Linked DNA regions of Homo sapiens: region 2 is linked to region 1. A link is a loop called in an ENCODE intact Hi-C map of the cell type or tissue named here. Cell type or tissue: mammary epithelial cell. All regions are shown on one strand. Links, peaks and the distances in the headings refer to the core of each region. The heading gives the core; the rest is flanking DNA. Region 1 overlaps NRG3 (neuregulin 3). Region 2 overlaps NRG3 (neuregulin 3).

Region 1 (16,891 bases), core at 4,282-12,281:
GTGGCTAGCATTTATTGAGCACTTACTATAGTGGCCCCCTTTTATCCTCGACCCCCTGTGGATGCCAGAAACCACGAACAGTACTGAACCTGATTGCTGTCGTTCGAAATACATTTCTGTTCATGTCTTCCACCCACAAATGCAATGCCTTTTCCATCTTAATTAAGCCCTTATCATGCATTGTAGCCAAAACCTTTGCAGCTTGATGTGTGACAGCAAAATTAGCATGAATTTCTTTTGCCTTCTTCAGAATTTCACTTAGAAGATTCATTCTTACCATAGATCTTAGCAATGTCAGCATATAATTTTTTCTTTCCTTATTAAGTCCAGAAGTTTCACCTTTTCACTTAAAGGAAGCACTTTGCAGTTTCTCTTTGGCGGGTGCAAATTGACAGCATCACCACTCTTGCACTTTGGGGCCATTAAGTAAAACAAGGGTTACTTGGACACTAGCACAGTGCCACTGTGATGGTTGATCTGATAAGTGAAACAGCTACTAAGTGACTGGTGGGCTGGGAGCACGGATGGCGCGGATGTGCTGGACAAAGGGACAAAGCATAATGGTGTGAAATTTCATCACAGTATTCAGAACAGTACACAATTTAAAACTTATAAATTGTTTATGCCTGGAACTGTCCACTTAATATTTTTGGACTATGGTTGACCTTGGGGAACTAAAACCGTAAAGTGAAGCCATGGATAAGGAGGGACTACTTCGTGTGTTCAAATTATTGAGCTAAATATTTTTTGTAGCCATTATCTCATTTAATTTTCCCCACGATCCTGTGAGAAGTATTGTTGTCTTCATTTTATAACTCAAAATACATATTTACGCTTCATCATGGGCATGTCTGACTTGAAAGCCCACACTCTTTCCTCAACACCGGAATAACTCAATCACCACCCTTTTATTCATCTGCAATGTTCTGCAAATGATGTCAAAGAGATTCTGATTCTCTCATAAAGTCAAAAAAATGAATGAATGAAAGAAAAAGAAACTCTTTAAGGTGAAAAATTATACATCACAAGATTTCTGAGATTTACAAATGAGATTATTGAACTAACATTTTTTTAAATGTGCCCTTCAGCAAAGATGAAATACACATACTTCTGTTGATGCAATTGTCTTCAATGATTTATTAGGAGATAGATGGGTAACTAGATTTCCCTATCTATTCTGTCATTTAGAGTCCCACACAAATAAGCGCAGAAACATTTACAGGCAATTTAAAAGAATATTGACCACACATTTCCAAAATAAACTTCTAAACCGACTCTCACATCCACAGATAAAGTTTTCTACTGCCCCTGTCATACTACAACCGAATCCCTTGAATGGTCTGCACTCATTCAACACAGGTGCCTTTACTGGAGGGGAGGATCATCTACAGGAAGTATAGGGGTCTGGAGTCCTCACAGAGTTCTGAATGCAAAATTCCTCCCTTAAGATTCACATAGCCTCAGACGGTTTCTTTGATACTCTTTAAACCAGAATTTTCTACATCATAAAATCTTTGTGTTAGTTCAGAGGATTGTAGTAAACATTCAACACAATCACAAAATAAGGAACCTAGGGAGGCTGGGTGCGATGTTTACATCTGTAATCCCAACACTCTGGGAGCCAAGACAGGTGAATCATTTGAGCCCAGGATTTTGAGACCAGCCTGGGCAAAATGGCAAAGCCTTGTCCCTACCATAAAAACAAAACAAAAATAATCAAAAACCGAAAATTAGCTGGGCTTGGTGGTGCGTGCCTGTAGTCCCAGCTACTTAGGAGGCTGAGTGGGGCAGATGGTTGGAGCCCAGGAGATCAAAGCTTCAGTGAGCCGTGATCAGGCCACTGCACTCCAGCCTGGGTGACAGAGCGAGATCTTGTCTCAAAAAATTTAAAAAAAATAAAAATAAAGGGCCTGGTAAATAGTACTACTCCATGGGTTGTCCTGTTCTTCTACATTAACCCTGATATTTTATGTAGACACAATTTGAAAGATATATTTTTGTCTTGAAATCAATATATCTGAGTAAATATCATAAACTGATAAGGATATGCAAGGTTCTTGGCAGTTGCTGTAATTTTTAGTTTCTCAGTTTTAGTCCATTAAACCTGAGCTCACCAATTTGACCCCCTTGATCAGCATGTTTGTTTTCAAAAAAGTTAGATCATGCAGAGTAGCCTCAAGCTGATTTATAAAGTTTGAAATATTTCAAACCCTTTTGCACATTCATTTTCTGCTAATATCCACTCTCCCCTGACTTCCAGACATTTGCATTTATCCAAGATGCTACTCATTTGTGGCAACACACCAGGGCCTCCTCTCTCTGTCGTGAATGAGCTCTGTTTTCTCTCACTTTCCTAGCACCCAATCAAACATTCTTTAACTATATCTGATCTCACAAAAGTATTAGAGTAAAGGAATTTGGTTAAAAAACTCATACTACGCACCTCTAGTGGATTCAGCCCATTCTTTTACCTAGATGACTGCTGTTTTTCACATGCTATTTGAAACAAATTAAATGGGTAACTAATGGTGGAATTTTCCTACTTTTTTGGTAAGAGATGCTTTCCTCTCATTCCTAAAATGAAAACTGGTCAAAGCAGCTCACATACAAGAGACTTTGGTAATTTAAAGGAACCCGAAGAAAGCAAAGCATGGGATAGCAATGGATCATGTTGAGTGTTACATTGAATGTGTCTATTGGAACAGATATTCTGAATTTACCATCACATCACACAGACATTACAAGGAGAAAACAAATGCCACAGGGGCAAGTGAATATATCCATCCTCCAGAATATTCCTCTCCCAAGAAATTCTGCGTACTCTTCAAATAGTGTCTTGAAAGATAAGCCCTGTTTGCACCAGGTAAACAGGCTTTTTACCACTAATATGTCTATCACATTGGACTCTGCTGCCATTCTGTAGCCTGGCAAAAGGCAGCTGAAGATTACAATTTTCCATTTGCACAAAGTCCAAAATTATGAACTCTGTGGATACCAATGACACAATGATTAACCCTTACTTCTCCAATGCCACAGCTTGATGGCTGTAATTCATTGTTGGAGGGCTTGGCAATCTGCTACTGGCCTTAATGACACATTCCAGATGGAATGTGTCAGCTCATTTTTTGAAGACAGAAAGAAAAAGAAAGATGTTTTTCTAACACTATCTTGCCAACACATAAGGAAGCTGATGGAGTGACCACTTCAACTATAAGTTTTCATAGTTACTTCAGTCTTACGCTCTTAATTTCCAGTGCTTACTGATCCCGATACCATGGATAAATCTCTCCAGATTCCTGAGATTAAACATGGTGGTTGGACTGATATGGATACAGTGGTTTAAAATATGTACCTCCAGACAGTGGCCACATCTTCGAAGTGCAACTTTTCTCTAGCGGAACACACTAGTCTGCCTAATAGGCATGTTCCATCACATGCTCCTTTTCCCAGGACTCAGTCATTTGAAGTATCTTTGCTGCATTCACTATACCACTATTTCTCTATCTGAACACAATACTCATTTACTTTCATAACCTTGCCTTTGCCCTTTGATAAAGAAGAATTCAATTCTTTCCCACCTTCCAGCTCCCCAGATCTCTTCCCCTTAATTAGGCAGTCTTAGGATACTTCAGTTAACAGCCTTTCCAGCTCAATTGTGCCCCTAGCTCCTCTGTGCACCAGCTGTCCACCCACATCAAGTCAAAGGATTTGGATTCTGCTCAGGTCACCTTAAGGGAAGTGAAAATTCAAATTGGGAGACTCCTAGTCACATTTAGAAATGCCTCCTTCACTAGCATTTGAGACTGAACTCTTGCTTTAATATATCTTATTTGGTACTTTGCAGCTTGTTTGCTAATCTCCTATAACTTCCAAATATTATAATACAGAAAATAGACTTCATTAATACTATGTATGCCACTTTCATCATTTTTGTCATCATCAACAGCCAAATGTACTAACATTAATTAAGCACCTACTAAATGCTAGGCAATATCATTAACATGTAATATGCACACTCTCATTCCCTATAACATTCAGCACAGTAAATTACTGTAAAACAGAGTTCAATATTTGTTAAATGAATGAATGGTGCTAATGATTGGGATGCTTAAAAATAAAGCTAAGTCAATGTTAGTGGTTGAATATGTTTCCCTTTCTTGCCCGTAGGTAAAAATAATTGTTATAATAATCACCCTGGGGCTTGCTCATTTGTTAAAACCAAAAATCACAAGGGAAACTAAGAAATATCCTAACCAAATGTAAGATGTCTCTCACCTTCCGCAGAAAAGTAAAGATGTAGAAACCCAGAGCATTGCTAAAACATTTTGCTAATGTTAACTTGATTTTCAGATAGCTAGCAAATATAGTTTTTTAAATCACAAGTAATAGTCTAGAAGGCGATAGAGACAGAAAACCGAGAAATAAGATTCAAGCACAAGAGAGTCAGAAACCGGCTATAAATCCAAAGAGGAAGCAAAGAGAACCAAAGGCAGGAACCTTAAGAAAGACACTGAAGTCAAGGGACCTATCCAGACATGGCCAACATGACGAAGGGTGTATCATGGCGGGTCCAGCTCTTCTATTCTTGGACAGTGGACCTCCATGGAGCCAGGACCAAGGCAAGATAAAAAGTCAAAGGGATTCACAGAAACCACTCTTCCAGTTGAACTGTTGTTAGGGAATACGAGGAATACTTACATTGTAGGCAGTGAGTCTTGAAGTTGCCAGTGAAAAAGGCCGATGTTTCACTGCCCTTTTCACTATCCTCTTTGCTCAGTACCCTGCCTGGAGACACTGTCTGCTACAGTGTCTCACTTGGCTTCTTGAATTAGAAGGAACCCTAGAGACCTAGAGATTCTAGAGTTCACCATTGGGCCTGGTGCACGAATCCCCCATCAGTGTTGTCAACAAATGCTACATGGCTTCTGCCTGTATTTCTCAAAAGACCATCTCTTACATAATACTCCAGTTTCTAGAGAGATTTCCTTTACGTTAGACTGAAATGTCTTTTTTTTTTTTTTTTGAGACGGAATTTCGCTCTTGTCACCCAGGCTGGAGTGCAATGGCGCAATCTCACCTCACTGCAACCTCTGACTCCCCGGTTCAAGTGACTCTCCTGCCTCAGCCTCCTGAGTAGCTGGGATTACTGGTACAAGCCAACATGCCCAGCTAGTTTTTGTATTTTTAGTAGAGATGGGGTTTCACCGCATTGGCCAGGCTGGTTTGAACTCCTGACTTCGGTGATCCGCCCGCCTTGGCCTCTCAAAGTGCTAGGATTACAGGTGTGAGCCACCGCACCCAGCCTAGGGTAAAATCTCTTTACCTCTCTCATTTTCTAGACACCGGAGCTCTTCTCCAGATATACAGCCGCACCAATAAGTCTCAGCATCTTTTGTTAGAACTCTATCATGCTGATATACTCTGTTCTTGGAAATTATCTAGCCCCTGGCATATAGCAGGTACTCAATAAATTATTGGCAGACTGCTTGACTACATATTGTCTAAATAATCCTCTTCTATATCATTGAATTCCACTATCAGAATGACTGACATCCAATTATCCTATGAACCTTGAGTATCTCCCAGTCACCTGCAGAGCCTCTGTGTGACCTACCACTGTCTGCATTCCAACTGACTCCAGCCCAGCCAGTCCTTCTCTATATCCCAAGGGGTCCGAGATAAGGATGTAGGAGTGGGAAATGTGAGTAAAAATCAAGTTGATGTGAGATTACAAAATGCATTAAAAATTCCACACACAAAAAATCTGACCGTCTCTCTATAGCCCAGTGATTTTCCATTTATACACAGTAGCTTGCAGATGTTTCGAGAACTCTTCATTACTATGCTTCTAGTTTCTAAGGAATCTGGGATTTGTCTTTACAAGTGATTGTAGTTGCAACTGTAAAAATAAATTATAAAATTTTCTTTGAGGAGAGAAGTGGCTTCATACTCACGCTTTTTTCCTTTGGGGTGTTTCCTTGTAAACTTAATAAACCCCCAAACAAGATAGTCCTTTTGATTCAGTTTTCTGGCCTTCTTCCCCTTGGAACTGTAAACCTACAAATTAGCTCTGTGCTATCTCACAACTATAGAGCAGATGACAGGGCTCATCTATTTATCTCTCAAGGAGATAAGAGAAGTTTCTATTGTTCTTTCTTTGACTGCTGTATAGATTTGTGTAAGATTCTGTCCAGAGTTTATAGTTTCTTGTGTGCCACCTTATATACATGTCAACCTGGTAATGCTTTCTCAAAATTAAATTGTGTTTCCTTTATTCTTCTGTATTGGAACTGAAGAATCTTTTGTTGCAGGATTGTTTCATTTACCCAATACTATAACTTACTGTGTATATTTGGTCAGCCCCTAACTCTGTGGGTTTTGTGATGTTACAAATATCAGGGTACAAGGTACTGTGAGTAAGAGGAAAACAGTGTTACACTTTTTTTCAAGTAGGTTCTCAAAGACATTGCCTCAGGTATACAAAAGAGTATTGAAAAGGCAATAAATAGCAATACACTTCTAGAGGATAATACCTTGAACCATTTTAAGGGTATTTAAAAATATTTTAATGTAGTCATGATTATTTTACTAGTTACTGCACTGTAATTTCTTCTGACTTGTTTTTCTTAAAATTAATTCTTTCAACTGTACTAACAACAAAACCAGGTTGAGAATCTGTTGCCCTGAAGAAGACAGAGCCAGGTCAAATATGCAACTTCAGGAGGCCACATTCACAGTTTTGTTTACATTCATAAACTCCCCTAGAAGACAACTCCGATCTACCAATTGAGATCAGTTTGACAACATCACTAGCAGATGAGACAAAATGAAGTCAGAGAAGGCAAAAAACAGTTATTTATTGCAAGTAGAGAGTGGTGTTGAGGGAGTGGCAGTGAAGAGTTAAAGGAGAGAACAGATTCGAGGTACTTTGGGGGCAGACATGAGCAAACAAGGACATTTGATATAATGAACATGACAAAGAAGAAAGCAGTGATGGATGCTTCTGGAGTTTTGAATCTGAGTGACAGAAAAAAAACATTGTTTTCCAAATTATGAAATTGTATATGAGAGGTAGATTTAAGCACTGAGTAGGTGACTTTGGACATGACCCACCTGAAATGCCAGTGAGACATCCCAAAGGCACCTGGATAGTCAAGTATGGAGCAGGTCAAGAAGTGAGGGGTTTATTTGAAATGCAGCCATATTTAAAGTTATTTATAAACTTTAAAAGTTGTTGCAGCCACTGGGCCAAGTTAACTGAAAGATGTGGCCCAGAGAGAGCCATAGGAAACGTCCCATTTCTATGGCAGTGATGAAGAGCCATGAATTAGAGCAGGAAGCAGTAGCTGCAGGAGAATTAGAAGGACTAACATCTTCCAGAGTCCAGAGCAGGAAAGACTTTCAGAACAACAGTGTCGAACGCAATGGAGTAAAAATGAAGACTGATTGTAAAAAGGTTCATTTTCATTTCTAAATTTGTCCTGTTACTTCTCTTTTTAGATCTTAATTTTTCTAATTGCCTCTTTTCAGAGTTTTTCTAATTCTGGTATACATCTTTTTTTCATAGCTTCTTATTTTAGCTATTTTTAAAAAATATTAGGTTGTAGTTTTCATTTGTTTTGGGACTAGCTTTATGGCATAATTTCCTTGTCTGCATCATTCTGTTTTCATTCTCCTTCCCTGTAAGAATTTATAATAAGTTTGTATAAGAGTTGACCAAGATTTATTTTTACCCCTATTCCTCTCCTCTCTTCCTCCTCCTCCTCATCTTTCTCCTCTTTTCTTCTTTGGAGTTTCTTTGTACTTTTAGGAAAGAGGAAGGGTCAGGATAGTTTTCTAGCATTATGGCTCTAGGGCTCCCTCTCCTGTCATTTTTGCAAAATAATAAATGAGAAAATAATTTTAAAATTCACATTCACTGTGGTAATGCTGCTTTTGTTCCTCCTTTTCTTTGCCTCCCCCTCTCTCTCTCTTTACCACTTTATTTCCTTTGCTTCTATTGTAGCTATTTGATAAATTTTGGTTTTCTCTCAACAATTTCACATTGGTGCGGGGCTTTGTCTTGGATGGACATTCCATTTGATTAGTTTTGAGAGTCCACAGGGTCCAGAGGGCTGCAGCACTTTCAGACTTCGCTGCAGAGTCCTCGTTCTCTCCCATGAAATGGTTTGGCTGCTGCTCTATGGTGGACTTGACAGGCTTCCAATAGGAGCTGATTGACAATCTGGGGTACCAGTCGGCTTTCAGACTCTTATTTTAGTATTAAGTTCATGGAGATTTTGCAATATACTCTCTAATCTAGTTGTGTTTGTTTTAATGATAGAATAATGTTTTCAGTACTGAGTAAAATTGATACTTCAGGAGAATGCACCATATTCATGATCTCACATGAGCCTAAAAGTACACCCACAACACAGTTTGAGAAGCTCATAAGTCTGTCTTAGACATTTTATTATGATTGTGGGGACACTGAACAGACTTCAGTATGCAGTATTATTTAACTTGCCTTTGAGAACATACAAAAGTAAATATGAATCGATTGGTAAAGGAGAGGGATGAAACCACAGAGAGGAATAGAGTTAAAGGAACGACCTTCTTTTAGAATTGTTAAACAAGATTATGGGAGGCCATTGTTTCAGACTGAACTCCTGCACTAGGCCCTAAACGACCAGACCAAACCAAAATGGAGTCACTCATGCTAAATGCCACATAATTAAAATGAAAATTTAAGAAAGCAGATAGATCCCCAAACAAAACAATCTTTCCTGAAAACAAGAGATTCCAGTTTACCTCAGTAATCCTAATAAGGAAGTCTCTTCTGCTTTACCCCTTTAAAAAAAGTAACCTGAGGTAATATGATGCTTACTAGATTTCCATTTTTCTATTTCCTACTTTTCACCTTTCAAAACCCAGTGTTTTGCCCCTGCCCAGAAGAACACTTGTTCAGTTTTGTAGAATGAAGGCTGCCCTGATTCATGTATCACCTATAAAAGCCAATTAGATCTATAAAGAAATTTGTTGTAATGTTGTTTTTGACAGTCTCAAGAAGACATTAACATTTTTTAAAGCATGGGGAAGAATCAGGAGAGATGAGATGGAAAGACAACTGTTGAATAAAGAATATAATAGTAAGGAATAAAATCCAAATGAATAAAGCTTTTTAAAATAAAGACATTAGCTCTGTAACACATATCCTGTCATGAATGTGCACACATACACAAAAACTGTGGTCTTGATGATATGTTTCACACCTTGGTTGTGGTAACAGTATCACAAGTGTCCAGACTCATTAAGGTTATATACATTACATGTGTAACTTTTTAAAAAATGTCATTATACCTCTGTTATACCAATAAAGCTTTTTTATAAAAAATACTGCTTTCTCTTTTGTGATATCAAATTACCATCAATCATTTATTTGAAGATATCCAGTAATGGAAATCAATTATTCTGGATAGTACTCACTTAACATAGAGATCTTCATTTTACTTCTGTATTTTTATACGTGAGTTTTATATATTCCCTCTTTCTCAGTGACAGCATAGAGAAGAAATTGATTTCTGTCCACATGATGATTTGACTGAAGAAATGTGAACTTTTGGTGGGGAGAGAGGTTAGAGCTTAGTTTCCCTTTGTCTGTCACCAATATTACATTTGGGTGAGTGGCCACTATTTCATATGGGAGACATTCCTCCATTAGAGGATGTAAAGGTTGATGGAGGAAGAGAGTTAGAGTGTAGATCGATGGTAGCTGAGCTCCACTGACCCACTCTGGTAACAGAGCATTTTACTCTTCGATGTATTTAAAATTCATCTCTAAGCCCAAGATGAATTTTGTGACAATTGGAAGTTAAGCTTGAGGGCAACTTGGTTAGTTCTACCCAAGACCTGTTTGAGCTGCAGCCAAGCCCAGCTCTTAGGTACACAGCAGCATGGCAGTGCCTACAATTAACATGCTTTCTTCTGCTTATTAAGCATTGTTTTCAGTCACAAAGCATAAGCCTTTAGGGAGTAAACAGTGTAAACAAATGAGCAGATTAGGCTTTTATTAACCCAAAAGTCCCAAAATTGCACAGCTCGGCTGAATAAGCACCAGTTTATAGTAACTAATTAGAGAACATTTCAGGCCAAGGAATAAATTTTGGTTACATAAAAATTCTACTGGATCAATTAACACCAAAACCTTAAAGAAATATAAAGATTGCATCTCATACCAGACACAGAGGATGTTGGTTCCCTAGTCTGATACTAAAACTGATTCCAAAAGGTGATTTGTGGGAGAGAGAGGAGATTTAATTATGGATTTGTGAAGTTTGTTTTTCTTCCACCAAAAAAAATTGATGCCATTATGAATGAGATAGGATATTTAATTTATTATCTGAGGCACCTTCCTATGCTCCAAACATAGAACAATGAGACACAAAGAGAAAAATAGAAAATCAGAGAGATAATTGGGCTAAAATCAAGAAAACAAGTACACAGAATAGAATAGAAATAGAAAGTGTTGTTCACAGCTGAAGCAATAGTTCAGGCAGTTTGAGGGAATCAAAGCAGACAGTGGTAGCTAAAGGTTACACTATTACAGGTAAAAAAAATAAGTGAAAGAGAATTTGGTAGACCATATTATACTTTAATATAAAATATTAACCCTCTAGTGGGGCAGAATCTACTTTATTGTGGTATTAATGTTAGGCTTGGCCTCATGACTTGTTCGAGTCTATGGAATGTGAGCAAAAATGATATGATGCCTTGTGGAAGAAGCTTTAGAAGCCACTGATCAGTTTTCCCATATGCTTTTGATCCAGGAAGAGACAATCTCATCTATCTCAGTCACAGAATAAAAGTGATGATAAGACATAGCCACAGGACCCACAACAGACATTAAAGATTAGTGAGAAATGAAACTTCGTTGTTGTTTTTTAATGCCACAGAGATGTTAGGGTTATAAGCTATTGCAACATAACCTTATTCTGAATGACACCTGGATCTGAGAAGGCTTAAGTTTTAAATCTCCCCAGAATAAATAAGGGGGTAGAGAGATGTCACTGAACACTTTTCAGATTTCTAGTTCCTGGTAGCTGCAGGCCTAGGGAGATGACAGCCAGAGACTTAAAATGAGACAATAAGATGCTTCCTGACTGGGTGACCATATCTACCCTCTCCCTAATACTGTCTCAGCACAGATACGTCCAATTACATTATAGTGATTCATTATTTAATGTGAGCCAAGAAATGGTAGGGAGAAAAAAGTAAGCATAAACAGAGAGGAAAAGTAAAATGAAACACAACAAACTCCCACTCAAAAATGAGCCAGCAAATCCAAATTCCAAAATTCATGTGAAATTTAATGTTAAAATTACAACCATCACAAACAATACACAGAAGAATTACTCCAGATGGAATGATCAACATTTTAAAACTTACAGACGAATGTTTCAGGAGAGAAATTTTTTTTAAATCTTCATTTTCAAAAACCAAAATAAAAAACCCAAGAGATTGTTAAAAATAAAAAAAGAGAGAGAAGAAAACTCTGAGTTTATTGGTAGGATTAAAAAAACAAACAAACAAAAAACCTCTGTGGTGGCTTATGCCTGTAATCCCAGCACTTTGGGACGCCGAGGTGGGCGGATCACCTGAGGTTGGGAGTTCGGACCAGCCTAAACAACATGGAGAAACCCCATCTCTACTAAAAATACAAAAAATTAGCTGGGCGTTGTGGCACATGTCTAAAATCCCAGCTACTCAGGAGGCTGAGGCAGGAGAATGGCTTGAACTCAGGAGGTGGAGGTTGCGGTGAGCTGAGGGCATGCCATTGCACTCCAGCCTGGGCTACAAGAGCAAAACTCCGTCAAAAAAATAAATAAATAAATAAAAACCCTCAATTAAAATAAAAAAATAATTAAATCATCCTAAAAATTTCAAAAACTAGTCACAATATAGAAGAGTTTGTTAAACTGGAAGACAATATTTAAAATTTAACTCAGAATGCAGTAGCAAGACCAAGACAAAAAACATTGAAATAACACCTAATAGAGATGAAGAATAGATTAAAAGCTCCAACAGGAAACAAAATAAGACTCAAAGTCTTGAACAGAAGGAATAACAAAGACGTAATAATTGAAGATAAAACTGGTGAAAATTTTTCAGAATTAAAGATACAAATTAAAATTCCCTTTGAGTACCCAGCAGAATAATGAAAGATAAATTCACATAAATCTATGTTGTACTGAAATGCCAAAACTTTTAAGACCTATCAATGAAGAAGAGTACTTCCAGATGATAAAGTAAGTCCCTCCAAACATCTAATTACTTCCAGATGATAAAGTAAGTCCCTCCAAACATCTGTCTCTCCATAAAATCAATGAAAGATAGGTAACATTTGTAAAAAAAATCAACTTTTTTTAAGAACTCTAGAAATAAACCAAAGGCTTGTAACAATCTAAGGAGTGTTTATAGAAGAAAAAAGGCAGAACCTTGGTAAAAATGACAACAACAAAACCAGCAAGCTTTGTATCATTTTAAGCTCTATTTCCATCCCCCTTTCCCCAGCTCTGTGTGAACTTTAAAATTTAACAATCTAGCAGCCATAAAAGCAGTAAAAACTAGAAGTCCACTAAACACTGGAAGAGGTAGAGTTTGGAGATCTTCAGAAGTTCCAAACTGAAGAACTGTCACTTTTTTAAACTTTATCTGACCTGACTTAAAGCTCATTCAGGGAGGAAAGCCCTATCATAAGAGAGTTTGTTGAAGCAATCAGCAGCAATTGTTTAACGTGGCTGATGCCTGAGGCAGCAAAGCAAGTTGGGGCAAACAAGAAGCTTGTCAAAAAGCTTAAGATGAAAATATGGGGAATAATATTTCCTACTGGGCTTTGAAAATCTCTACATATTCCCAGGGATTCACAATGTTATACGCATGAACAGAGTTGTGCACAAGGGTAGGAAAGATCCCAGCAGGCCCTACTCTCTCACCTCTGTCTGATCTTGAATCCTGAAAAACCAAGAAGTGAAGGTAATTACAGAGTTGTAAACTGCTGGAGCACTGAAGGCTTGCCCCAGCACAAATGTGAATATTTGGCAAAGGAAGAGAGTTCTACTTGATGAAGATATTTAAGGCAATCTCTGTAGAAATCAGTGGACCACTAAGTTAATGGAAAAGAGATGTCAGTGGCTGCACATGATAAGGAATACAGACTTTACAGAATTATTCCAGGAAAGTTACCAAAAATGAAAAAAAAACCAAAAAAAAAACAGCAATAAACATCAGTAATCAAATAAGAGCTTTGGCAAGTGGAGGTGAATCTGATTTTCAGAGCTGTCACATTACGTTACTTAAATTGTTCAGCTTTCAATAAAAATTATGGGATACACAAAGAAACATAAAAGTAAACCCATGTGGGGGCAGGAAGGGGAAAAGGAAAGCACAGCAGTAAGTTAAAGTCTCTCCAAGGATGCCCATACATATATTGATGTTAATAAAAAAAAACTTTAAGTCAGTTAAACATACTTTAACGTATCATAATATGTTGAACAAACTACAGGACTTCATATCTAAATAATTAAATAAAATATGAGAATAATACCTTAAACAGAGAATATTAATAATTATATAGAAATTATTTTTAAAATAAATAAATAAAATGTGTCATTGAAATGGGCAATAATTGAAATAAGTTCACTAGAGGGGTTCAAAAACAGATTTAAGCAGGCAGAAGGAAAAAAACAGTGAATTTATGATAGCTAAATTGAGATTTTATGGTTTGAGAAACAGAAATAAAAAAAGATAAATAAAAGGGAACAAAGCCTCAAAAAGACTATGTGGTACCATCAATCACACTGACATATGCATAATGGAAGTCCTAGAAGGATGAGAAAGAAAATAAGGCAAAAAGAATACTTGAAGAAATTATGGCTGAAAATTCCCCAAATTTGTTAACAAATATTAATTCATACATCCAAGAGGCTCAATGACCTCCAAGTAAGATAAACTAAAAGACATAATAACTTAGACCCATCATAATTAAACTGTCAAAACACACATACAATGAGAGAATTGTAAAGGTATCGAAAAAAGGAGTCATCGCATATGATTTCCAACGAGATTAGTAGCAGGCTTCCTATTAGATACCATAGAAGCCACGATGTGGTGGGATGACATATTCAAACTGTTGAAAGAAAAAAACCAATAGCGAAACTGTCCTTCAAAACTGAAGGAGAAGTAAAGGTATGTCTATGAGAGAAATAAAGAGAATATTAATTAATAGCAGACCTGCCCTACAAGAAATACCAAAGGGTGTCCTTCAGGCTAAAATGAAGAAATAGAAAAAGCACTGGACAGTACCCTAAGTTCACATGAAGAAACAGGGTACCCATAAAGATAACTACATAAATAAATATTAGAGACAATACAGTTTGTAAGCCCCTTTCTTTCCCATTTGATTTAAAGGGCAGCTACATTAAGCAATACATAAAAACTTCATTGATTATATTATGATGCATAAAGTCATATGCATATGCTAATGATAACAGTGCAAAAGGAGGAGAAAATGGAACTATCCATGAGCAAAGATTGTCTCTACCACTGAAACTAAGTTGTTATCAATCCTAGATTGTTTTAAGTAAAAATGTTTATTGAATTCCTACATTGTTTTAAGTGAAAATGTTCATTGTAATCCACAGGGAAACCACTACAAAAATAAAATTTAAAATTACATCGTTAAAAAAAAAAGGGAATTAAAATGGTATTTTAATATATTCATTTAATACTAAGGAAGGCTGTGATAGAAGAATAGGGAGTAAAGAAAGACCCATAATGCCTGAAAACAAAGAGCAAAGAGGCAGAAGTAAATCCTGACTTGTCAACAATTACATTAAATGTAAATGTGTCAAACATTCCAATAAAAGGCAGATATTAGCAGAATGGACTTAAAAATGATCCAACTTTATGCTATCTACAAGAGATATACTTCAGATTCAGATTATATGTATCAAATATCTTGAAGGTAAAAGGATAGAAAAATGATATGCCATGCAAACATCAACCAAAATAGAGCTCAAGTAGCTCTACTAATATCAGGCAAAATAAACTTCAAATAATATAAAAAGAAGATACATAGAGTGAGATAAAATATTTGCAAATTTTATTTCTAATATGACACTTGTCCACTGAGTATATAAAGAACACTTACAACTTTAATAATAAAAATGTAAAGAACTCATTTAAAAATGGACACATTATTTGAATAGCTATTGCTCCATAGAAGATTTTAAAATGGTCATCAAACATATGAAAAGATGGTCAACATCATTAGACATTATTGGAATGCAAATTAAAACCCTAGTGAGATACCATTTCTTGAATATTATAATGACTAAAATAACAAGAAGACAAAAAGTGTTGGTAAGAATATGAAGAAAATTGAATTCTCATATATTTCTGGTGGAAATGTAAAATCTTCACAGTTCTTCAAAATGATAAACATGGAGTTGCCAGATGACCCAGCACTCTATTCCTTTTGAGTATATATATTCAAAATAAATAAAAACATAAACACATGAAAACTTGTACATGAATGTTCATAGCACAAATTTGAGAATGACCCAAATGTTTATAAACTGATAAATATGTAGCGTATACATACATTAGGATATTATTTTGCAATACAAAGAATAATATGTAATATGACATAGGTGAATATTTAATACGTTACCCTAAGTGAAATAAGCCAGGCACAAAAGACCACATAGGGTATGATTTAAAAAAAAAATTTTTTTTTTGAGACAGAGTATTAACATTTGATAAAGTTAGGCATTGGGCAAATATGCATGCTTCCAGTGAGGGTTAAATAAAATAACATATGTATATTTTTTAAGTTCCTGATTCAAACTCGGAGCTTAATATATCTTATTTTCTCCTTTGTCTTCTCAAAGGAGATAGTTTATTCTCTTTTCATTATTTTTTCTTCATTTTTTAATTTTTTTGAGACGGAGTCTCACTCTGTCACCCAGGCTGGCATGCAGTGGTGCAGTCTTGGCTCACTGCAACCTCCTCCTCCTGGGTTCAAGCGATTCTCCTGCCTCAGCCTCCCGAGTAGCTGGGACTACGGACATGCACCACCATGCCCAGGTAATTTTTGTATTTTTAGTAGAGATGGTGTTTCACCATGTTGGTGAGGCTAGTCTCGAACTCCTGACCTCAGGTGATCTGCCCACCTTGGCCTCCCAAAATGCTGGGATTACAGGCATGAGCCACAGCTCCGGTAGTTTCTTACCTTTATGTGATTCTATTTACCTGTATAAGATCTTAAAATACCATATAAGGCATAAATACAACATAGGATCAACCAAACCCTTCTGCTCCTGCTGAATAATTTGAGTTGCTCTACTTCTCAAAAAAGTAAACACCAATAACAATGCTAGATTCCCTAATTTCAACCTAAATGAAGCCAACAACACAATAAAATAAAATATATGAAGTACAGTTGCTTTTAATTGAGCAGCTTTCAAAATTTCTCTCACAGGAAATATTCTTAAAACTCATAAAGGAATTTCAAACTCTATTCTTTTTCATTTGATGAGTTAGTCTGTGCTTGTATGGCATAAGAAGGCCATTTGCCTGCAGCCTAGGTCTGTTATGCCTGGAGTAGCCTTTGATAAGTAAATGGAGACATAGCCAAGTGGTTCTCCCCACCATAGTAGCCTGCAAAAATTGGGCTCAGAATTCAAAACAACCAGTGATGTGGAATGGCCTTGACATTTGTATTTGACTTTTGACATTCAGATTTATTGGCACTCATTCTTCATTCCTACACACTGAAAAAAGAGCAGTAACAAACAAGGCCAGACAATGTCATGTGGACTCCAGGGATCTGCAAAATACCAATTTCTTAAGC
Region 2 (16,891 bases), core at 5,193-13,192, 570 kb after region 1:
AGATATTTTTTAAATGTTCTTAATTCAGAAACTATTAATCCAATTTAAGAGAAAACTGTTTAACTAAAAATTTTAGAGAATTTATGAAGACATATCTTTAATGGAGAAAAACACAATGATATGTAACATTTTGAAATCAATCATGTTTTAGTGGTCTTCTATTTGCTTACTAATTTTTACTGACAGTTTTCACACACTGAATTATGTCTCCTGCAACTAATATGTTTTCTTCTCTTTTGCCCTGAAATTTCTGTAGATTTTCCATTATGGAATGTGAGTCTATGTTATGTGATGCACAGATATCCATTCCTATTGATTTCTTGTGGAAATAACTTTCTTATTAAAATTTGATAAATAATGCGTTTATTAATATGGTAGATATTTTCAGAATTAGTTATATTGTGTTTCAGTATGCCTCATGATAATACTAGGTTTTTTTTTTCAATATTTCACTTTGTTCTTTTTGTGCCTGTTTGTGTTACTATTAATAATCTGAAGGTCTCATGTTTTTCTATTACCTTTTTTGTTACCTTTTAAATACAATGTGATATTTTTTTATTTCTTATTTTTTTGAGACGGAGTCTCGCTCTTGTCACCCAGCCTGGAGTGCAATGGCACAATCATGGCTCACTGCAACCTCACTTGAACCTTCCTAGGTTCAAGTGATTCTCCTGCCTCAGCCTCCCGAACAGATGGGATTACGGGCACCTGCCACCATGCCTGGCTAATTTTTGTATTTTTAGTAGAGACGGGGTTTCACCATATTGGCCAGGCTGGTCTCGAACTCCTGACCTTAGGTGATCCACCCTCCTCGGCCTCCCAAAGTCCTGGGATTACAGGCATGAGCCACTGTGCCTGGCCAATATAATATTTATAATCCTACATTTCTTTATTATCTACTGACCATTCACTGTAATACTGACAAAATTTATACCTCCACTTAGTCTCCAATCACTTCTCTTACTGCATTATCTAATTTTAATTGTTTACACACTTTTACTACATTTTTATGCCTTTGCATGTTTATGCTATGTTATTTAATAAATCACCATTGAGTGGCATTTTTTTGCCTTCAGCTATAAAAGATGAAGAATTCACCATATGCATACCACCTCTCACCTTCTCTTCCACTTTTCATCCTAAATTGTATCAGATAAATTATTTCAATGTTATTATTCTTTGTAACATTTTCATTCTGTTCTGTAAACATAATTCTCAGAAATATTTTTACTTATCAATGCAGATAGAAATATTTAATATTTTCAACATATTTAATGTTTATCAACAGTTCTTTTGCTGTAATTCCTCTATTCATTTTCATTGTCAGAATATTTTTAAAGGAATCTGGCAACTAGATTCTGAGCAGTATTTCATGTTGAAAACTGTTTGTCAGTTGCCTTACTTTAAAAGATACATTCACTGAGTCTAGGAACATGGGTTACACTGCCTTTTCCTGAAAACACTGGAAAGGCATTGACCTGTTCTTTTCCTAATGTGGAATGTTACTGAGAGGAATTCTGAAGTCACCCTTTGTTTAGGATTTGATCTCCTTTCAGACTCCCCAAAAGATTCCCTGTTCTAGTTGGCCTTCTATATTGGTGGTTTCTGAATACATACCCCAAAGAACCTGAGCATCAGTGAATTCTGGTATCTTCTGGGAGCCCTGGAACTAATCTCTTGAAGATACCAACGGATGACTGTGTTTTAAAAGGTAAGTGGATTAGGATATTGACGGTGATCATTTTGCATAATTTTTTTCATAATGTTGGGCTTCCAAACAAAAGATTAAAAGTCAAAAATGTTTATTCTCAAAACTTCTTCACATCTGGAAAAAGTAACTTTAAACATTTTTTTTCTCCATATATTCGTTTCTCCTTTTCAGGCACACCACTTATGCATATGCTGAACTTTTCTTTTTTCTGTTTGGATTTTCTAACAGATTATTTTCATCTATCCTGACAATTGTTTTAACTCACTGTTAATTTATTTTGTTTCATTTTTTCACTGTTCACATGCTTTTTGATATTTTCCGTTTCTATTCTCCTTTAGGTTATTTCCAATGTAACTTTGGATGTAACATTCTTTTCTACTATTCTTTCCTATACTTAATATGGTTTGCCTGTGTCCTCAACTAAAATCTCAACTTGAATTGTAATCCTCATGGGAGGTGGTTAGATCATGGGGGCAGTTTCCCCCATGTTGTGCTTGTGCTACTGAGTGAGTTCTCACAAGATCTGATGGTTTTATAAGGGGCTTTTCCCTGCTTCGCTCTGCACTTCTCTCTCCTGCTGCCATGTGAAGAAGGACATGGTTGTTTCCTCTTCTGCCATGATTGTAAGTTTCCTGAGGCCTCCCAAGCAATGCAGAACTGTGAGTCAATTAAACCTCTTTCCTTTATAAATTACCCAGTCTTGGGTAGTTCTTTATAGCAGCATGAGAACAAACTAATATACTAATTTTCTTGTTTTATCTGCTTAACAGTCATTTCCTTCTATTTCCTTGCTATATTTCTTCCTGAATTTCTGTTTCCCAAATGTCTGCTTTGAGACATTATTTCAAAGAAGTTATTGTTTTGTTAATGTCTATTGCTTAATTTAGTAATACATTTGGGAATTAATTTCATTTTCTCCATGACAAAATTTTTCTGGTGAATATTTTTCAACTGCTTTCTATTCTGCTTTCTATTCTAATTATTTTAATACCTTGGTATTTATGCTGCAATGGTCCCTTTTACACATGGTGAGTCTTCATAGACTATATGCTGGTAATTTACCTTTGAATATAGTGAGTACTTGGAACTATGGGAGGAGGGTCAGAGTGGGATATAGCACAACAGTAATTGTCAGAGGCTGACCATGAAATGCATTAAAGTGTATTCCTATATCTAGTTTAGCCTTTAATTCTCCCCAGGCGAGAGAGAGATGTCACTCAGGACTGCTTCCGAAGGAGTTTCCCTTGAAGCTTGCTTCACTGTCTGACTCCTTTCATACAAGTGGTAAGTCTCAATGTCTCCTGACTCAGCCTCCGACCCTCCAGTTGCTTCATCACGTTCAGTGGCTTCCAGGCATGCACTTGCCACAGAGTGCATTGTTGCAAATAAGAGATTGTTTTCTCAGAAGGGCATACCATCTACTTCTGAAATGGCATACTGGGCTCTGGAGCCTTTCTTCCAGTATTTGGCCAAAGATTCTTTTCAATAAAGGTTGAATTTCCTTCTAGTTATTTTAAATTAATTTTCATGAGGAAAGGGGGCTGTATCATCATTACCATTTTAAGTCCAAAAGTCTTTTATAGTTCAAATATATTTCATATCTACAAATTAATTTGTCCTTACACCATATCCAGTTACATTCAATGTGGTAACTAATACTATCCCCAATAAAAAAAAAATGAAAAAAGTCCTGGGAAGTTATGTTGTTTATCCATGGCCACACAGCAAATCAATATCATATTTGAATGAAGCATTACATGCTTTCTCTTCTAGGTTAAGTTTTATTCCCACTAAAAACATGACCACAATGTGATTTAGTTATTTTTCTCTTAGAAATTTATCATAATGCTGTATCCCTAATGAGGGGTACAATATGTCAGAAATTAATCTGTGACTCACATTTACAAAAAGCCCCAAATTTGAACTTGAATTCAACTCTACAACACCCACATAAATTTATGTTTATATATACTCATACTATCTTGTGAATCACTCACTCCTATTGTATTGTATTTTGTGTCATAGCATTTAATTTTTAAATCTTTTTAAAAATTGCATTCATAAATTAGAAGTGTCCCAGGTCTCTCTATGGGGTCTGGGTTTTGACCTTTTCCTACAGTTATGTGAGGAAGGCCCTGTTGATATTCTCATCTGAATATACAAGTAGGGGCCTCTGAAACATCAGGGACCATCAATAGGTACACTATCATGCAGGTGATCTCTGCTCTAAAAAGTGAAATGATGAGTGGAACTTTGGAGTTGAGGGTCAGACTTGAGGAAACTTAAATTAAGTGGTAAGTCCCTTGAACTGAAATGGAAAATGAAGGCTGCCCCTAACACCAGAGCCTTGGGGGAAGAATTCATAAAGGAAAGTAATGAGATGTTCTAGAAAGACAAGAAGTGACAGAGAAGTGGAAAGGGTAAAAGGCTTACCAGTCTATCTTGGAGTAATATTTCCTACAATGTCATCTGCCAACACCATGTTTTTTATATTCAAGAAAAGCATTTTATTTAAAAATCATTTATTGAAACTTCTCCACTTTCACTATTCTCTTTCATTATAAAAATCATTCCCAGAGTTTGTCAACACCATTTATTGTTTCTAATCAAAACAATGACAAAGCAATATTCAGATGGAATCATCAGTGTACCACCTCAAATACATTTCATGTCTCTTCTTTGTCATGAGATGAAATTAGATATAAGGTCAAAAGATAAGCAAGTTAAAAAAGAAAAACCCTTTAAGTTTTTTCCCTTAATCAAACCCAGCATCAAGTTCAAAATCAATAAATGATACAATAAAATAATAATAATAATAATAATGAGCCAGTTGTCAAATGCAAGGGTGTGTCAGTTTTCAGGAGCTTAGTAAGTATTCCTGCAATGAGACTCTATAAAGACAGAGAAAGCCCAACAGCCACAGTAGAATGAATGGTTCCAAATTTAAAGTCATTAATGCAAGATCCAGTATGTGGAAAGAGGAAAAAGCAGCAGTGATGATGAACTGAAGCGCTCCTGCACTTACCAAGATACAAACAGCCCAAGTACAAGCTGCAGTGGGTGGAAATGAGGAAGAAGAATAAGGAAAGATGACCTTCTCATGTCTGGACCATGAGAGACCTGACAAAGGAGACAGACATGAACATGTCATACATACCGCCAACATGTGACTCTTAGTGGATTCACAAGAAGGCAAGCAATATGTTATAGCACATATACAGAAAAGACAAGACAAATTTCCTATCTTGAAAAGAGACTTGGCTCCACATTTGTCAATTGAGAGTTTCTGGGAAATGTGTTTCAAAGTTCTCCCAATAATAACAACAGTGATGACTGACAATTATTGAGCACTGAATAGGTGTGAAAACCATCCTGGAAGTATAGAGACTATGAGTCCAATAGATGGGGAATTTGAATCTGGACAACTAACTGTGAGACTTTGGCCAAATTACATGAGCAATTTGAATCTCAGTTTCCTAGTTATAAATGGAGATAAATAACAACTATTTCATAGAGTGGTTAGCATTAAATACAAAGATGGATTCAAACATATAGCATGCACAATGCCTGAAGTGTGTTAAGAACCCAGTCAATATTTGCTATCATATGACCTGCTAATAATTATCCTCACAATTCTAGGATATAAGGGCTAGCATTATTTTTAATATAATAAACAAAAACTTAGGGTTCATAGAGGTTTAGTACCTCATCAGTGTTCAAATAGCTAATAGGTACAGAAGGAGGATTCAAATCAAAATCTCACAAGGACTCCAAAAGCAGCATTGGAGGGTGTGCCTCCAGAAAATGCCTTTCTGCACTTCTAAAATGTTGGCTTAGCTATACCTGCTTTTCTGAGATGTGTTTCAGAAATGTAAGGAGTCCTACACATGATCAAATGTCCCCAGCTTCTAGAAGTGGTAAGAAAGCTGAGAATTCCTTGATGTACAAATGAATAAGTCATCCCTGGTGAGGAAAACTGGTCTCAAAGAGGAGCCACAGACAAATCTCATTTAGTATCCCAGGAGTAATTGCTTCTCCTTTAGGGAAAACTGGATGCTGAAGTGTGTTTATTTCCTTAACATGTTGTTTGGAAGTTTGCCTTTTTTCAATTTTTTGAGTAATATATGGATAGATTCTTGGGGTAAAATGTAAGAAAATTAGAAATAGTATTGTTTTTGGAGATACTAAAATGGCCCTATTTTAAGTGGAACAAACAACAATAAAAAAGTAATACAAGTCTCGACAAGAAAATTAATAACGTAGAAGAAACGGGTATGGAGAGAGCTTACTAAATGACATTATGACAGAAATATGCCACGTGATCTTAATATACTTCAACAAAACACTAAAGTAGAATTAAAACACAAATAACACTAAATAAACTATATACAAACTTTCTCTCAAATATTCCACTGTAAATATTCCTTGGTGATTTTATTTTAACAAGTGAAAATGCAGGAAGGGGATTCCAAACCTGAGGAATATCCTAAGACCTTACTCAATGCCTTGCACATAGTTAATTACATCTGTGTGGGACATGAGTTATCTCTTTCTCATAATCACACTGATAATTACTCTGAGTTTAATTATTTGTACTAGATGTTTGTGTGTGAGGATGTTCGCTTGTGTATATGTTCATCTAGTGCTTTTGTGTTACTCATGTTTTCTTGTTCATACTGTTGTAGGGTAACATGCCCTTCATTCAGAACCAAACCTGTGCCCTGGCTTGGTATATTTCCTCCACCTGCTGAGCATCCTCTCACCCTCTACTTTTACCTGGAAGAAAGAAGACAATAATATCTACCAATCAAGGTGCTATGTGCATGAGAAATAATTTATACTTAGAGTCTATCCTATTATATGTCAGTGTCTAATTAATGTAGCTTCTAGTGGTAATAACAGAAAAAGTAGCATATGTTTTTTAAAGAAACGATATTCTTTCCTTGCAAATGATATTCAACTGATTTTAGGTGTTAATACCGTAGTTAGAACTTGTAATTTTTTAACATGCATCTCTTTTGTCTTCTATTTCCCCACATTAGCATTTAATGTATCATTTTTACTTATCTTTTGTGGTCTTAATCATAATCCTACATAATTGCATTTTTTTCTTCCTAGTAAACACATTTGAAACAACAATTTTCCTGCAAGTTCATTTTTAAAAGTATACTGAATATTGTGAGGTCTGGTGATTTTATTTTTAATATTCTTTTCCTTAATATTTAATAATTTTACTATTAAAATAATAAATAATTGTAGCAGCAATGGTAAAGTGAGCTATGTTCATATTATTCTTGTTTGTTTTAGAAAGTCTCATATTTCTACATTAAAGGTAATGCTTGTTGAAACATTTAATTTTTCCCCTGTGAAAAAAGAAACCCTCTTTCCTATGATTTTTACTGTGCTTATGATGAATAGCTATTGAATTTTTATCAGATACTTTTTTGGCAATTGAGATAATTATATAGATTTGAACAATGTTTTATTTTGATGTGTTCTGTTAAGTTAGTAATTTTCCTGGTGTGGTATCACTTCAGCCTTCTAGGGTTAAGTCATGTAGATTTCAATGCATAAGGCTTTTCATGTCTTGCATCATATTTGCTAATATTATGGATGTTTCCATTTGTTTGCTTATTCAACCAAATAATTAGTAAGCAAGGACTTACTTAAAAGAATTGTGCTGGGTTTGTCAGAAGTTCAAAGATGAATACAAGAGTCACTATCGTCAGGTCACTTAGTTTATTTGAGGGGCAGACATGAACACAGCTATACTACTAGTCATTCTGCTTTCTGCATTCTAAAAGTGCTTTTTTATTCATAAAATGATATGTATTTACTTTTTATGTTCTAGATGCTGTACCTGAAGCAGAAGATAACCTGGCAAAGAAAAGAGTATAGTGCTGCCTTCAGGGAACTCCTAGTCTAGGGGAAGACAGCCAATAATCACATAACTGCTCTAATCAAATATTTCACCAAAATAAAGTATTAGCCACCTCCTAGAATCCAGGCTCTGTTGTAAGTGCTGAGGATACGGCAATGAACATAAATGCCTAAACTCTGCAGTGTTGGTGCTCACATTCTTGTAAATAAATACACAATTGTCCCTGCATGGAGGCCAGGCACTCTAGAATATTAGGGGACCTTGTTCTCACATGGTGGCATCCCTGGATAGATGACACAACTGGCTTTTCTGATGCTGTTTCATACTTTGGCCCAGAATCCGGCAACATTTTCTGTCATGATAAGACAGAGGTTATGTAGAAAAGGAAACAGACTCACTTTGTATCTCTTACAGGTTGTGATCTGGCCAAAAAATAATAGCTGTGCCTATAGCCCTAAGGTGCTGCTTTCTGGAAGCGCCAGAATTCTGGTTCCTTTTCCTTGGTATTCCTGCCCTCCTGCTAGTTGACTACATTTATAAGAGAAAAGAATACCAAGAAATTAGGCAGAACACGTGGAGTGTGTGTCTGTGAAGTGTGTGCCTGTATATGTTAGTGGGGCATCCAGAAGAACGTGGGTGGTGTGTATGTGTGTGTGTGTGTGTGTGTGTGTGTGTGTGTGTGTGTGTTTGGGGTGGTTGCTGGAATATTACTACACTGCATTCTGAGTGCACAAAGGCAGCAAAAACCCTAGTAGTATATTTAGGAGGAAATCAATTTTTTCCATTGTTCAAAATGTCCAGTTCTGATTCTCTCCAACTGAGTTGATAGGCCAGGGGGAAAAGCGGCCAAGGTGAAGCAGAAGTGAGTTAGTAAATACCCACCAGGAATAGCAATTGGCCTGCAGTTGTAGAAAAGCTTCTTCCAAATACAGATCTAGGGTGCAGACTATTACCTATATGAACAGACAGCCTGTCTTGTGATATGTTTTTTTGAGAAATTAAGTACTCTGATACATTCAAAGTAACACACACACCCTGAGATTATCTCAGCTTTATCCATGTTCTAGACCCTTGGTTGGCTCTCCGGCATTCCAGCTGCAGCTGCTGGGGCTGGCTGCAGGCACGTCTGACTGTTCTCCCCTTTGGAGTAGACAGGGTTGTTCTGGCTGTCCCATGCATTGCCTTTCAATAAAGAATCTACACTGAAAGAATTGTTTCGGGTTCTGTTTCCTAGTGAATTGCTAACTGAAGAAATCCTGAGAGGAAATACTTAAGTTTCTCAAAAAGAAGATTTTCTGCTAATCTACTGCAGGATCCAGAAGAAAATTTCAATTTTGTTACAATTCAAAAGCAACATGACTTCCATACAAATGCAAAAATAACATGTTTCTATACAAGCTAGCCAAAAGCAAAATGAAGAGAACAGGACAGGAAAATAAAGCCACATATTAGGATGTAAAAAGTATATGTGACATACAGAAAATTACCACGGAAAATCATACTAGAAATCCACATTGGGGCACTGAAGAGCCAGATTGATGCCAACAATTTGGAAGACCAACTTAAGTCTACCTAGAATTCAGAAGAAAAGAACAAAGAAACAAAAATAGGGAAAACACGGTGGATACAGAGAACAGAAAATAAAGAGCTTGCAGGGATGACTTGTTATTCTTAAAAGGAGAACCCAAACAATTCAAGAGATGTTATAAGAGAAAATGTTCTTGATCTGAAGGTAGTAATTGGTTTTAGAAATGCCCTACAGGAGGCAAACACACCCAGGGACTTGGCCTAATTTGGCCTCTGGCAATGTCTCAAGAGCAGAAACCCAGGGGTCTAATCAACTGGGTCTAGAAACATAACCTTGGTACATCCTTTGTGTCCTTCAGACAGGCAGAACTGTCTGTCCCATATGGAATACTTGTCTAAATCGCTCATCCAACTTATGCTCCTTGTTTCCAACATACCTTACACTTCTCCTGAGTTCTCATCACAATCGGCGTTAACTCCTGATTTATTTAAGAAATTGTTCTATTCTATTACTCACACTAGATTATAAGCTCCATGAATGAAGAGCCTGTTTACCACTCCATCACCAGATAATATTGAAGTTTAGGGCAAAAACTTAAAACAAAAGAAATTTGTTTTATATTGATAAAGGTAAAATACCATAAGGTATTACTTGACATAAAATGTAATGGGCTGAATAACATGACATGATTTATGTGACACAAATGTAAGGCCCTTCCACTATAGGCCAAACATCTATAACAAAGGGACACAGAAAAAGGTAACACTTACAAGAAGAAAGGGTGAGCAATGTCATGTCAGGCAACTGCAAGCAGAAGAAAGCAGGGTGTAGTAGGCCACCTGGAGGATTTGGGAGTAGGTTACCACTGGATGGGAGTGGTTAGTTTGGAAGTGTCCGTCCCGAGGGAGAATGTATTTGTGTTTCTCTTCCTATCTAACTAGAAGCAAGGAAACTTCAGGATGGCTTCAGTGACAACTCTTGGCAACTCAATAAAAGAGCTGGCTCTTTTCCTGGACATAAGGACCATGACAGTCCTGAGTCTCAGGCAGAAGAGATCATTCATCAGAGCCTGTGGTTTGGTTAAAGATTCTATAGCACCTACATGAAATCACTTGTTTTATTTTCTCTTTTTCTTCTGTCCCTGTTATTTCCTTTTGTTTTTAATACAGACTGCTTAACTTTTTCTCTTTGTAACCCTGTTGTGCATTAGGTTTGATTTTTTTCTGCTTTGATGAGCATTATGTGGAATCATCTCTCAATTTCTACCTGCCTGCATCTAATACTAAGGAAACGAGTCCTGGCAGGTTTTGTAGAGTCATAAACTGCATGGTCAGAGGAATTGATTGAAGCCAGTTGGGCACTAGGATCAAAAAGCTGCATTATGGAGGGGGGCTGGAAGGCTGTTCATTAATGATGCTATCTGAAAAATGTTGAAACATAAAGAAGACAGCAAAGTCTGAGAGAATATATAAGACACAAATTTGGAATGACTGCTTTTGACTTTTACATTTTGTGGCCTGTTTTTTTTTTTTCCTCTTTCTCTGTCTTGCCAATTTTTTTTTTTGGCAGTGAGTGAAACTCAAATTAAAATATATGTCTAGAAAAAAATCCTCAGTTCCAAATCAAGCCTACTCCACAATCAAAAACTCTAATTATTTTATAGATATTAAAGGTGTTGCAGGAAGCACAAGTCTGAGACCAGAATACCTACTTAGGACTTCCTTCCTAGCCTACTTATTTTTAAACCACCATTTCTGAAAAAGCATTGATTAAATATATTCCTAATGATCCTGAACAACTGTTGTTTTATTTTTTGAGACAATAGTGTCTTCTTCTGTCACCCAGGCTGGCATGTGATGGTATGATCATAGCTCACTGCAGCATCCAACTCCTGGGCTCAAGCAATCCTCTGAAGCAGCTGGAACTGCAAGCACAAGTCATCATTCCTGACTAATTTTTAAATATTTTTTTGTAGAGATAGGATTTCACTATGTTGTCCAGGCTTGTGTTGTAAGCCTCTTGCCTCTGTCTCCCTAGTAGCTAGGACTACAGGCTATGATGCTCAGCTATAACTGTAATTTTAAAACTAGTATCAAAACTCAAAATGAAATTTGGTAATCAAAAATAGTTATATGGCATGTACAAAGCATGTGGTATTGAGAAACAGGTGTGATATTTTGGAGTTTTTTGCAAGGTATGGAAGCATATTTCTAATAAAAGCCCTCCAGATTCTCCTCAATGTCCACCCTCAGCTAAATGCCTGCCCCCAAACCTCAAGAAAAATCTCCCAGATCTTCTTCCTGTAGGATCCCCCTAACACAATACACTTGATTTCAATTTCATCCCATACATAACAAAGTGAAGGTTTCCTGAAGCTGTTTTTCACTCTAGGCTCACAGACACAAGAAATCCACTCCTTTCACTCCTGTCCCCAGCTGGAATCCATGTGCTTGGATTTGAGTTGGCCTTCCTAAGACCTTTTAGTTGCTATATCCCTGAAAATATGGTCTGTATTGTTAGGTGCCTTAATTATATATTTGTCTATTTGTTCTGAGCAAGGAAAGAGTATTCAAAGGCCCTCAGCAGATAAACACACACACACACACACACACACAGTAAAGATACATGCCCACATGATTGAAGAATCATAATATCTTCCCACTCTTGGTTTTTCTCCTATCTTGACAGCAAAATGATTATCTCACTTTAATTTGCATTATTTGTTGTTTTGTTGTCTATTTTTCTCTACTCACGTCTTCTGGTTGACTTTGGTATTTGTGATTTTCTTGCAGTGATCTGTATCAGTATATGTGTGTGTGTATACATATATATCTTTACTTATTATTTACTCTCGTAAAGTTGTGTGTATGTATATCTTATTGTGTTTCTAAGTTTTTCTCCCTGTATCGTGATACTGTATTATTCCCTTTTTCAATGGATTTGCAGCATTGAGGTGAAATTTGCCAGGAAATACATTTTTATTCACGTAGAACTATTAAAAGGAAAGTCATTTTAATGCATTGGACTATTGTGTACCTACGAATAATAAGACTATTGAGAATCTAGAACTAATTTGCCAGGATACACTATTTGGCGAGATAAGGCATCTAGAAAAATGAAAGAAATAGAATTAACAAATATTAATTCCAATTAACTAATATTAAGACAAGTGAGGTTCTAGAACTAATTTGCTATGATACACTATTTGGCCAGATAAAGCATCTAGAGAAACTGAAGAAATAGAATTAACAAATATATATTGAGGGCCCAAAAAATAATCATGCAAGAAGAAACACAAAATCAGGTCACAAAGTACTAAAGGTTAATGGACATTTATGTAGATGTAGCTTGCAAGTGGATCTTAAAATAGATTCATCTTTCCCAAGAGTAGTTTGATAATTTTTACAGTCTGGACCAGCGAATCTCGAGTTTGGATGACTACGCCCCCCAGAAGACATCTGACAATGTCTGAAGATATTTTTTATTGCCAAAAAATTTTTTTGAGGGGTCACATAGCTACCAGCATCTAGTATGTAGAGGCTAGAGAAGCTGCAATGCCAGGGCGGCCCACACCCAAACAAAACAATATTTAACCTAAAAATTTAATAATGTTAAGGTTGAGAAACCCTTTTTAGATTGACATATATATACTAAGAACAAATGTGTTACTGATGGCTAAAGATGAAATATTATTTGATATAGCACACTTAATATATGCACAGGACAATGTTTCTGTTTTTCTCACAATCCCAAACGTTTCTTTGATCATTTTAAGAAGCACTTAGTGAAAGAATTCTAATAATGGACAAACTCAGATATTCAGATTTAATAGGTTTTTTAAGTATCCCATAGATTGGTCTCCTTTCTTAGCCATTCTCTGCAATGCAAGCCCAACTCCTTGACTTCCCTAGATGCAATCAGCTCATCTATCCTTCGTCTAACTCTCCATTTCTAGCCCTTACTTTGAATCCAAATGTCCATAAGGTGAAATCTCAGGAAACACTTTTATTAAGGTCAGATTAATAGCAACAAATAGACAAGATCATGGGAGGTGGTAATTAAGCTAGGAGATGGCTTTCTAGCTTTGGGAAGAGAGGAAAAGCAGAGACAGAAGAAGAAAGATATGTGGGGAGATCATGAAAATCCCACCCTGAGCAGAGGGCTCAGGCAGAGAAAGGGGGTGAGAAAAACCCACAGGCTGGAAGTTCTGGGCTGTACAGTGTCTTGAATGAGAGTAGCAAAGGAGAGTTCTGAGTTCAAAGATGCATACCTCTGTAAGAAGGGGATATGTTATAGACGCTGTATTTTCCACAGTCTCAGGGCAACACAGAGTGTGTCCTCCATGGCTGAACAGAACTGAATCCCAACAGTCCCTGCCAATGTAGTATATAAGATTACAGAGTCTTGTATATTGGCTAACAAACACATTTTAACCTTTAGTTCCCTGTGAGAACCTTGGACTGAATCTTTGCGGTGAATTTTAATGCAGCTGGTGAAAAGAATAAATTAGGAAAATATTAGTATCAGGAAGACTAATCACGTAATATTATGCTGTTAATTTGTATGGGACATAACCTAAATTCTTATATAAAATAGCCTTATTTCGTTATTATTAATGACTTCATCATATTTACCTTCCTATTTGCATGGAATAGAATAGGTGATATCTCACATGTAGATTAAACACAGGATCGACTCATTCATACCTATTGGTTTTAGTTCATCAATATTTCAAAAAATGTATTTTCTTTGGGTATTTGAGATTATACAGTACTAGAATGTTGAAATAAATTATCTAGGAAATATCCAGACTAAAAAGAAAATGAGAAAATTTGGAAATGAAAGTAGGGGCTAGAAAAAAATATTCATAGTGAAATAAAAATTAATTTCATTAAGAAAGTAAAATAAGATAGGCCTTTTGAGTAATACAAAACTAATACAAATATTATGGAATGAAATTTTAATAACACTTCATTCTTCAAAGGATGTATTACTGCCATGCATTTGCAACATTCGATTCTGCAATCATTGATAGAGGAGGAAGTGTAATTTTAGAGGCTGGTTTTCAAATGTGCTCAGACATGGGAGCACACAGGCCATACTGCTTTTGAAGAACGCTCAGTGTCCTTAGAGCACTCTATCTGTTAGGCAACTATTGCAGAAATAACTTTACATGATTTTCTTGAATTATCACAATAATTCTACGAGAAAAATGTTGTATTTTACATTTTACAGCTGGGAAAAGCTAGGCACTGATTCAGGAGTGTTGCCCAAGACAGAAGCTAGGGCAGTGCTTCTCAAGCATTAGGTGGAATCAGAATAACCTCAAGAGCACATTAAAACACAGATTCTGGGCCTCACCCTCAGAGTATCTAATTTAGAAAGTCTGGGAGGGAGCCTCAGAATCTAGCAAGTTCCCACGTGGTCCTAATGTTGTAGGTCAGGAGAACAAATATTGGAACATCTGAGCTAAGAAGTGTGTTAAGAGCGATGGCACCCAGGTAGCTGGAATGCAGACTCCACACTAACTACCAGCTTACAGCTTGCCAGAGGCACAGCCACATTACACACATGACAAATATGGCCAGCCCCACAGGCACCCTCAACAAAACCTTGTCACATGGAGTAAAAGCTGCTGTTTCTTAGTTTTATATTTGTTCCATTCTAGACCTTCCTAGGAAATGAACAGTTTCAGGAAAGAAAATTTAATAAATAACTTTTAATTGAAAAAAAGTCATGCTAATTAACTTCTTTCTTTGAATTGTGAAACAATTATCTAAATTCCAAGTGAGCAACAGGATTTGTTTTGTCTAGATTTGCTCAGTATGAGTGAACTGCAGAAACAAAATGAGAACTTCTTAAGCCAAATGGCATACTGAATAAGATCAGACAACCTGATATTTGAGATCTGATCTTCACATTAATTTGCTAATTTAAAAAAAGCATTAACTCGCTATACTTGCTATCACTACACTAAAAAGTAATGTGATTCCAAAAACACAATAATACTGGTAAAAACATTTAGAAATACACAGTTTAGAAAGATTCACCAGAGATGATTATTTTCAGTTTAACAAAAAACATTACAGAGTCTGTAGCTATGAGACTGAAGAAAATTTAAGATTTATAAAAATACATGAATACATATTAGAAAATATATCCCTTAGCACAAGGGTATATATATATATATATCTATATATATCTATACACACACACACACACACACACCCAGATATATACATACATATGTATACATATGTGTACACACACACATATATGTGCATATATGTGTGTGTATATGTATAGATAGAGACACATACACACACACACACACACACACATATATATAAAATGTATTTTCTAATTTCTACTATCTTGTCTGTAAACTATTGAGATTTCAGAGTATACTCCAGAGTATATATCAAATTGCAAGGTCATTGATTTTCCACACTTTCTAAGTGCTCCTTTTCCTTAGTTCTAAAAAATATAATCTGGTCTTGTGTAGAAAACATAAAAAAAAAGGCCAGGCGCAGTGGTTCGTGCATGTAATCCCAGCACTTTGGGAGGCCGAGGCAGGTGGATCACCTGAGGTCAGGAGTTCAAGACCAGCCTGGCCAACATGGTGAAACCCTGTCTCTGCTAAAAATACCAAAAATTAGCCAGTAGTGGCAGTGTGCAGTGTGTGCCTGTAATCCTAGCTACTCTACTTGGGAGGCTGAGGCAGGAGAATCGCTTGAACCTGGGAGGCGGAGGTTGCAGTGAGCCGAGATCGCGCCATTGCACTCCAGCCTGGGCAAAAGAGAGAAATTCTGTCTCAAAAAAAAAAAAAAAAAAAAAAGGAAAACATAAAAAATATAAACAAACCACGAATTTTTCCTGACAAATCACACACAAAATCAGAAAGTGTGTAGTAAGGAATTTACACATTTACCATAGATGATTAAACATTATTTTAACTATTTATAAAGGGCTGAATATAATTATCAAATTGCATAAAAGTACAAAGGCATGATGTCAAAAAGTGAAGCCCATAGAATATCAGAAATATCAAATTTTGTAAATGTAAAACAGAGTTTCAAAGTTTCATATATAGGTCAATAGTGTTGTCAACAGAAGTCTGCCTGTGTGATACAAGTTGGGATGTATAATACTGGAAAGCAAATGCCTGCTTCACCCATCGATTGCATAATTTATTCAGAACACATTGGCTTGTCATAGTATTGTCTTGAAAAATAGTAACAGAAGATGATTCTGCAGAAAACTGTCTAAAATTCATGTGCACACACACACATATACACACCACTCATATTAATCAGACTTGTAGCATTGATCATTTCTGATGAAAAATAAATAGATTTCTAATTGGAGATGATCAAGGAGTGGCTGAAGGAGAGACCTCTAGCATATAAACTTTCAGAGGATGCTGGGAAAGAAAGCAAAAAGTGGATTAAAACTAGAATAGCATCTGAATATTTTAAATAATTTAAAATCAAAATATTACTTATAAAAGCCATATTGTTCCATTTGCTATCACCGAAGAAATTCTCTATTCAAATTTGAATTACAACCATTTTTGCTCATCTGACCTATTATTAAATGCATTCGTTCCAGAAATACAGCAAATAATTTCTCATAATTCTTCACATCTTATTATAAGAGGTTAAAGCTTTTTGCTGAATAAAATTTAACTGAAATTGAAAAAATTAATTTCTACTCATTGTAATGATGAATGTCAGAGATGTACATGTTCTTAATTAACTTCCTGTTAATA

Evidence for each region. A loop is a pair of places that touch in the nucleus more often than their neighbours do. Peaks named below come from ENCODE experiments on the same cell type or tissue, not always from the same donor. Only the 100,000 strongest peaks of a DNase experiment are listed, where the experiment ranks them.
Region 2: a loop joins it to region 1, with 8 times the contacts of the local background. A loop is called at or near these places in 2 of 110 quality-filtered maps.

What each region holds. Positions count from the first base shown.
Region 1 is chr10:82,787,659-82,804,549 of GRCh38, reverse strand. All of the region lies in intron 3 of NRG3 (neuregulin 3), which reads right to left. Among named protein-coding and RNA genes, the nearest start is that of NRG3-AS1, 560 kb to the right of the region's middle. In mammary epithelial cell, for the core only: a CTCF peak has its summit at 7,853 (motif pointing left); no DNase peak of the experiment used is centred there.
Region 2 is chr10:82,215,031-82,231,921 of GRCh38, reverse strand. The region is part of intron 1 of NRG3 (neuregulin 3); the gene reads right to left. NRG3-AS1 (NRG3 antisense RNA 1) reads left to right here. Exons shown (of 4, transcript NR_120666.1): 3 at 1,557-1,711; 4 at 2,894-2,908. Among named protein-coding and RNA genes, the nearest start is that of NRG3-AS1, 9.4 kb to the left of the region's middle. In mammary epithelial cell, for the core only: a CTCF peak has its summit at 9,959; no DNase peak of the experiment used is centred there.